2 separate regions of the Homo sapiens genome follow, and region 2 is linked to region 1. The links are chromatin contacts, found by Hi-C in ENCODE. All regions are on one chromosome and are shown on one strand. The core of a region is the stretch at or near the end of the contact, and the rest is flanking DNA. Distances in the headings are between cores, read along the strand shown. Region 1 overlaps THEMIS2 (thymocyte selection associated family member 2). Region 2 has its middle 32 kb from the start of PTAFR.

What was found. A loop is a pair of places that touch in the nucleus more often than their neighbours do. Pooled maps may share reads with other maps.
Region 2: a loop to region 1 is called in a pooled map, with 3 times the contacts of the local background. The contact joins two enhancer-like sites. A Hi-C loop is called at or near these places in 1 of 37 single-sample maps with no recorded cell type and 4 of 50 pooled maps.

The regions. Positions count from the first base shown.
Region 1 is chr1:27,883,135-27,886,566 of GRCh38, reverse strand. It overlaps THEMIS2 (thymocyte selection associated family member 2), which reads right to left. Exons shown (of 6, transcript NM_001105556.3): 5 at 1,116-1,272; 6 at 1-700. The coding sequence ends at 645. Among named protein-coding and RNA genes, the nearest start is that of THEMIS2, 12 kb to the right of the region's middle. RefSeq lists enhancers at 1,673-1,722, 2,923-2,972. Within about 2 kb of position 1,711, at least 16 of the 41 ENCODE cell types and tissues checked have a DNase peak (open chromatin) inside an H3K27ac peak, as active enhancers do.
Region 2 is chr1:28,142,851-28,146,282 of GRCh38, reverse strand. It overlaps the pseudogene RNU7-29P. Among named protein-coding and RNA genes, the nearest start is that of PTAFR, 32 kb to the left of the region's middle. RefSeq lists a silencer at 1,642-1,691. Within about 2 kb of position 1,607, at least 3 of the 41 ENCODE cell types and tissues checked have a DNase peak (open chromatin) inside an H3K27ac peak, as active enhancers do.

The DNA of each region.
Region 1 (3,432 bases), core at 462-2,961:
TGCAGCCTCAGGTCTCCATAAGGGTCTTCTTAAATTGGCTCCTCCTCATTTCACCACCAGCTTTTGGGGCCCAAGGTCCTAAGGTTGTGTTCTTGAAGCCAAGTTCCCACATTAATCCATGTTAACCACATGTGGTTAAACCCCTGTTTACCATATACAGATCTATCAGGCTTGGTGCTACAGAGATGAGGAAGACAGTCCAGGCCTCCCGGGGGCTTAGAGCTTGGGGGTGAGAGTGGGGGTGGCAGACGTTAACAAAATCTCCCATGCAGTGTGATCAGCATTGGCACTGCGCTGCTGTCACCAAGGTTGATGGCCTCGGATTCCCCTCTGCATCCACCGGTGGGACAGCTGGGGTTGCAGGATTGAGAGGAACCCTGCCAGCTGCTCTGCATCCCAAGGCTCTGAGGCTGAGGGAGTCACGTGCGAGATGTTAGGTCCAAACCAGCCCGCCCTAAGTAGCAAGAATCTAGAACCTGAAGGAAGCTGGTGCAGTGTCCATCAAATCAGTTTCCACAAAGCTACTCCCCGTCTGCAGCTCAGTTTCTGTGAGACTTGCCCGAGGTCTTTTAGAGGCTTAAAATGGTTGGCTGGTGTCGGATTCCCTGAGAAGCAGCAGTTAGGAAGCGTGGTTCCTCCAGCACTTAGATGGTTTTCTGAAATTGCTCAAGTATTTCTTCATAATCATGTTCATCATCATCTGCAAAAGAGTCCGAGTCAATGAGGATCTTTAGCGTTAGGCAAGTTCCTTCCCTTCTGTAGGGCAGTTTCCTCATCTGTGCAGGGAAAGAGGTGGCCTGGATGCCCTACGGTCTTTGCTAGCCTAGAAACCACGATTTGTTCTGTCTCAACACTTTGCAACCCTTTCATTTTCCTGTATGCTGCAGGGAGGGTAGTATGTTGGGGACTGAACTCATTTTCCTTGCCAAAGCCCTAGAGCCCATGGGAAAGACAGTAGGAACCTTTCTACCTGAGCCCACCCCATAGAGGCCTGTCCATCAAACTGGGACCATAGAAGGGTCTGTCCCTGGACAGGGCCACCAGAGGCAAAGGAAGCAGCAAGGTAGGGAGGGGAGACACAAGGACAAGGGTGAGCAGCGCCCACAGGGACTCACCTAGATCCTGCCTTTGGGGCTTAGCGGGCCTGTGGCCCTTCCTGTGGGCAGGAATCTTGCTGTACGTACTGGAGCCATCCTTGATGAACTCTGGCAAGGTCTTCGCCTTGGGTTTGGGCAGCCGAGCGTGTTGCTGCAATCCTAAGACTTGAGAAGACTTTGGGAGAAAAAGCAGAAATCATCAGGGTCTCAAGAAATGGGGAAGCAGAGTCCATGAAAAACGGTCATTCACGTTAAGTGTCACTTCCTCTGCTTCTCTCTCTACTTCCTTTTCAGGCTATGACCTCTCAAGACCCCTGGTGTTTTTGCTACATGCATGTGAAATATTCTCTGGCAAGGGAGAAAGGGATCAGGGTAGAAAATGAGGATAGGGTTGGGGGTTGGAGACAGGGTGTTCCTGGGATTTTCCACTTAGGAATTTGGTCAATGTCCTTTAATTCTCTTGCTGAAGGGGAAAAAAGCAAAGTGGGGATACCGTAAGAAAGGAGCCACAAAGCCTTGTGACGACGCCTGAGCTGAGGTGGCCCAGAAGAAAGAGGACTTCCATTGCGTTCCCCCATGTGCCAGATGCTACATGACGTCTGCTCTTTAATCCTCAAGTTACCCTCTGAGTGGTTTCAATTCCCAGTTTATGTAGGAGAGAAAGTGTGCCTTGTCAAAGGTCACACGGGGATCCACAGCAGGGCCAAGGTTTGGACCCAGAGCCACGCCTGTGACCTGTAGAGGCAGAGGTCTTGGCGCCCCACCACGCTTTACAGAGTGTGCGGCACAGCTCCCTGATCAGCACCAAGATTCCAACGCACAGAGGGGAAAAGTTGTGGTTCCAGGGCGACAGCAGTGACCGGGCCCAGAGTCCCTCCACTGGGAGCCAAGACACGGGCTAAGGTCTGTCGGTTCTGGAAAGTACCCTTTTCAGCACTGGCACAAGGCCTGTGTTTCGGATGTTTCAGTCCAGCCATTGTCAGAAAATGACTTCCCACGCTCACGCCACAGATAAAAGCCCCTGCTGGGGCTGAGACCACTCAGGAGTCATCTTGTAATTTCCACTGCCACCTGCTGCCTACCACACGTGATTAAATACGAGTCACCCAAGATCCCAAAACAAGAGCTGGGGATAGTAAAGGACTTTTGATCTGTCTCATCCCCTCCCGTTCTCAGCAGACCACGGTAGTTAGAAGCTCAGGCTGTGTGGTCAGACCCAATTGCAAGCTCTGGCCCTGCCACTTGTTGGCTGTGTGATCTCAGGTAAACTATTTGACCTCTCTGTGCCTCTCACCTTCTCAACTGTGAAGCAGGACACCGGTGTGTAACTCAGAAGCACTGTGAGAATTGGTTGGGACAAAGCATATCAGGGGCCTGCCACAGAGTAAGCAGGTCACAGAAAGCAGCTGCAGAGGATATCACAGGTCTACTGGTGAGAAAAAGGACGCTCGGAGGAGTACCCAGCACAGGCAGAGTAAGTGAACCGGAACGTAAACTTAGTCTTTCTGACCCCATGCCTGGCTCTCTCCCGCTCATCTGTGATTCTGTTTGGCCCCGTTTAGCAGGTCCTCTCTGGCCTTGGAGCAGGTAAGGTCCCTGCCCCGACAGAACTCTTTTCAGCCAGAGACTCAGGTAGGACTCACTAAAAACAACCTGTCCTGAGCTACGTAGAGCGTGCAGTGGGAGCACAGAAGAGGAGGCAGGACCACCGCTGCTGAGTGAGAAATCCGAGTCCCACCTTGCCTGTGAGCCTGAAGGAGGAAGAACACTGCTGGCAGAAGGCCTGGGTGTGGGGCTCTGGAGCAGGAGTCCCGGCGCCATGAGGGAGCTGCGGGCATTTCTCTCGCTGGAGCGTGGACAGCAGAGTGAGTGGAGGAAGATGGGTCGGGGAGGTGCGACAAGTCAGCTTATAAAGGACCCTGGATGCCATGTTAAGGGGTTTGCATCATCCCATGATGATGGGCAGCCACAGAAGGTTCCAGAAGATGGAGCTGAGGTCCATCAATGACTAAGAAAGGAGTTAGGAGGCCTTTCTGACAGCTTTTGTAAGAGCCTGCTGAAGTAGTTTAGGAGAAAAATGATGAGGCTCGAACTAGGGAGTGAAGGCAGCAGTAGTGGAGAGAGGAAAGCACCATGAACTTGGAGTTAGACTGTCCATGGCCAAGTTCAGTCCTCCCACTTATTAACAGGGACCCTGGGCAAGTCTTAGGGTCTCCAAGTCCTTGTTTTCTCAATCATAAGATACTGATAATCATGCCAACCTCAGGATTAATTGTGAGGTGGAATGAGAATAATGGGTGCAAAGTGTGCAAGTTTATAAACTACAAGTTTACAC
Region 2 (3,432 bases), core at 358-2,857, 260 kb before region 1:
GCCTGCAATCCCAGCACTTTGAGAGGCCAAGGCAGGAGGATTGCTTGAGCTCAGGAGTTTGAGACCAGCCTGGGCAACATAGCGAGACCCTGTCTCTAATTGGAAAAAAAACAAGAGTAACTGACAGTTCTGAGACAGTGACTTGTGATTACCTCCTTGCTTCTCCCAGGATGTTGCCCCAACACATAGACCATGCGCTCATGGGGATCAGGGGGATGGGAGGAGTATATTAGGTTGTAGCCCATGCTCCAGCCTTGTTGATCTCCTCACCACCCCAGTACAGCCACCTTTACTCCTCCTGTATCCTCTGTCTTTTCTGTTTTTTTCTAAACTTTTTTTCCTGGAGGTGGGGTCTTGCTATATTGCCCAGGCTGGCACGCAATGGCTGTTTACCGGCATGCCTATTGCACACTACAGGATCGAACTTCTGGCTTCAAGTGATCCTCCTACCTCAGCCTCCCCAGTAGCAGGGACTACGGGAATGGGTCACTGTACCCAGCCCTTCTCTTCTTTTTTATTTTATTTTGTTTTATTATTATTATGTTTTGAGATGGAGTCTCGATCTGTCACCCAGGCTGGAGTGCAGTGACGCCAGCCTGGCTCACTGCAAGCTCCACCTCCTGGGTTCATGCCATTCTCCTGCCTCAGCCTCCCGAGTAGCTGAGATTACAGGCCCATCACCATGCCTGGCTAATTTTTTTGTATTTTTAGTAGAGACGGGGTTTCACCGCCTGGCCAATTTTTTTTTTTTTTGTCAGTGTTGACCAGGCTTGGCCTCAAACGTGTAGCCTCGCCTCCCCGAGGGCCAGGACGACCGGCCTGAGCTGCCGCAGCTCCCCTCTTCTTTTTGACATATCCCAGAATACTCCAATAGGTAGCCTTCTGAATTCCTCCAGGCAGCATTTTGGGACTGGGAGGGTCCAACATTTGTATACCTTAATTACTGTGACCATTGAAATTAATTCCTTTCAATGCCTGTCTTTCCTATCCTGGGGGGCAGGAACCGGATCTAAATAATCTGTCTCCAGTTTCTCACATATAGCCTGGAATTGAGATCTGTCTGTCTCCAAAGTGTACAGCTTCCCCAGGGTTTAGCATAAACAGACATGTTGACAGATACATGCAAATATTTTAAAAGGTTTTGAGAAGACTCTATAGAGATAGATGGAAAAGAAATGTAATACATGTTCTTCCAAAGTTCTAGGTCCATATTTTAAAGGAAGATGTAGGGAGTTTTCAGAGAATCAGAACATCTTGGAGCTGGGAGGGTTCAACCCCTTCATCTTACTAAGGAGATCGTGGGGCTCAGAGAGACTAAGTGATTGCAGAAGTTACACAGTGTGGAGCTGCAGCGGATGCAGGGCTGGCTGTTCACCTGCATCTCTCCATTCTTGCAACGGTGACAGGAATTATGGGAAAAGCTGAGTTGTAATTCTTTTGATGAAACATCACTGATTAGAATTTCCAAGGCATCCTGTGTATCAGGAAAGCCTCACCTTGCATTTGCCCCTGATCTCAGCTTTTGCCTCAGGGAACCACCAGTGATCTCAGTTGGAGAATGCTTGCTTATGTAAGATCTGGCCTCGTTGAGATGAGTCATAGACCCAAGAGTGGTAAGTGGAGGTCACAGTTGACTAGACCTGGATACATTTATGCCTGTTTTTACTCATCTGTGTTATATATGTGCTCAAGACCTAAGGCCACAAAGAGATATAAGACCTTCTTGTAAAGCACCTGGTTTTTGTGCAGACTTGGTATTTCTGTATAAAAAGTCCTATTCCCTTTGATATCCTACCAGCAAGCCATCCTCCCACATACCCATCTGTCTATCCACCTATCCATCCCTCCATCCCACCATCCCTCTATCCATCTATCTATCCCTCTAACCATCCATCCATCCATCCATCCATCCATCCCTCCATCCCTTTAGGTACCCAACAAACACCTATGGAGTGCCTATTTTGGTCCAGTAACTATGCTAAGCACAATTTTGATCTGTTATCTCACTGAAACCTCATACTCCCTGAAACATGGGTGGTTTTATCCCGACAGAAATGAATAAAACAAATGTTACAGCTCTTTTAGAATTTGTCTAGCAGGCTTTTCAGTTTTTGCCAGAAAGCCCCTTAAAAAAGAAGGGAAAAAAAGAAATGAATAAAATAAATAAGGACCCAAGCTGACTGAATAAGACATAGTGGCTGCCTCTCAGGTACCTGGTACAGAAGGAAGGGGGACCCAGCTATTTGCTTGCCACTTTCACCTATCTTATGTCATTGAGTCCTCACAACCACCCCACAGAATAGAACATTTCATGCCCATTTTACAGATAGGGAAATCGAGTCTCAGAAGGGTTCAGAGATTTATAAAGGTAAAAGAGCTACTAAGTGGCATAATAATATTCAAAGCCAGATCTGCCTTAGTAAGCATGGGTCCCTTTCCTTCTCTCCTCCCACTCCACCATGTGGCTGTACCCTTGCCCAAGCCCCTCCAGGCACAGCCTCCTAAGCGCTGGGACAGGGCTGTCTTGGGGGAATGACCCAAGAGGCCTCCAGTGGAAGGTGAGGGCCTCCGCCTTGCTGTTTCTGGCTTCCTCTTTGAGGCCTCTGTGCTCCCTATGCATGTTGAAGCCCCAGCAGCAATGACTGTTCCCTGGGCTCAGGCTGTGCTCAGCTAGGGAGGGTACTCCTGAGGGTGGATGGCGTCCATGAACACAGTGTTCCAGAGACCCTCAGAAGCCAGAGTGGTCATTGTCACTGGAGCTAGAAGGTGCTCTTAGATGTCACCTGGATCCTGACAGCTCTGTAAGGGGAGGGACAGAGGTGGCCACTCAATATTTGCTGACCACTTACTGCAAGGGGAACTTCACGTCATTTACTCCTCCCAAACACCTATGGGTAGAACTGCCTCTTCCCTCTGCCTGAGTTACTTTCTTCCTGGATAGCAACATGGCTCACTCCCTTGCTTCCTTCAAGGCTTTGCTTAAATGGCCCCTTCTCGGTGAGGCCTGCTTGACTACCTCACTTAAAAATGTAGGCTTGGGGCCTGGCGCAGTGGCTCACACCTTTAATCCTAGCACTTTGGGAGGCCGAGGTGGGTGGATCACCTGAAGTTGGGAGTCGAGGCCGGCCTGGCCAACATGACAAAACCCTGTCTTTACTAAAAATACAAAAATTAGCCGGGCATGGTGTCAGGCACCTGTAATCCCATCTACTCGAGAAGCTGAGGCAGGAGAATCACTTGAACCTGGGAGGTGCAGAGATTGTGGTGAGTTGAGATCATGCCACTGCACTCCAGCTTGGGCAACAGAGCAAGACTCTGTCTCAAAAAAAAAAAAAAAAAAAAAAATGGAGGCATGGGTAGGAAGCGTGCAGGGTTTCATGGCCCTGCAGCCTCATTAGACTCAGTACCCTCCTGAAAAAAAAAATTAAAAAT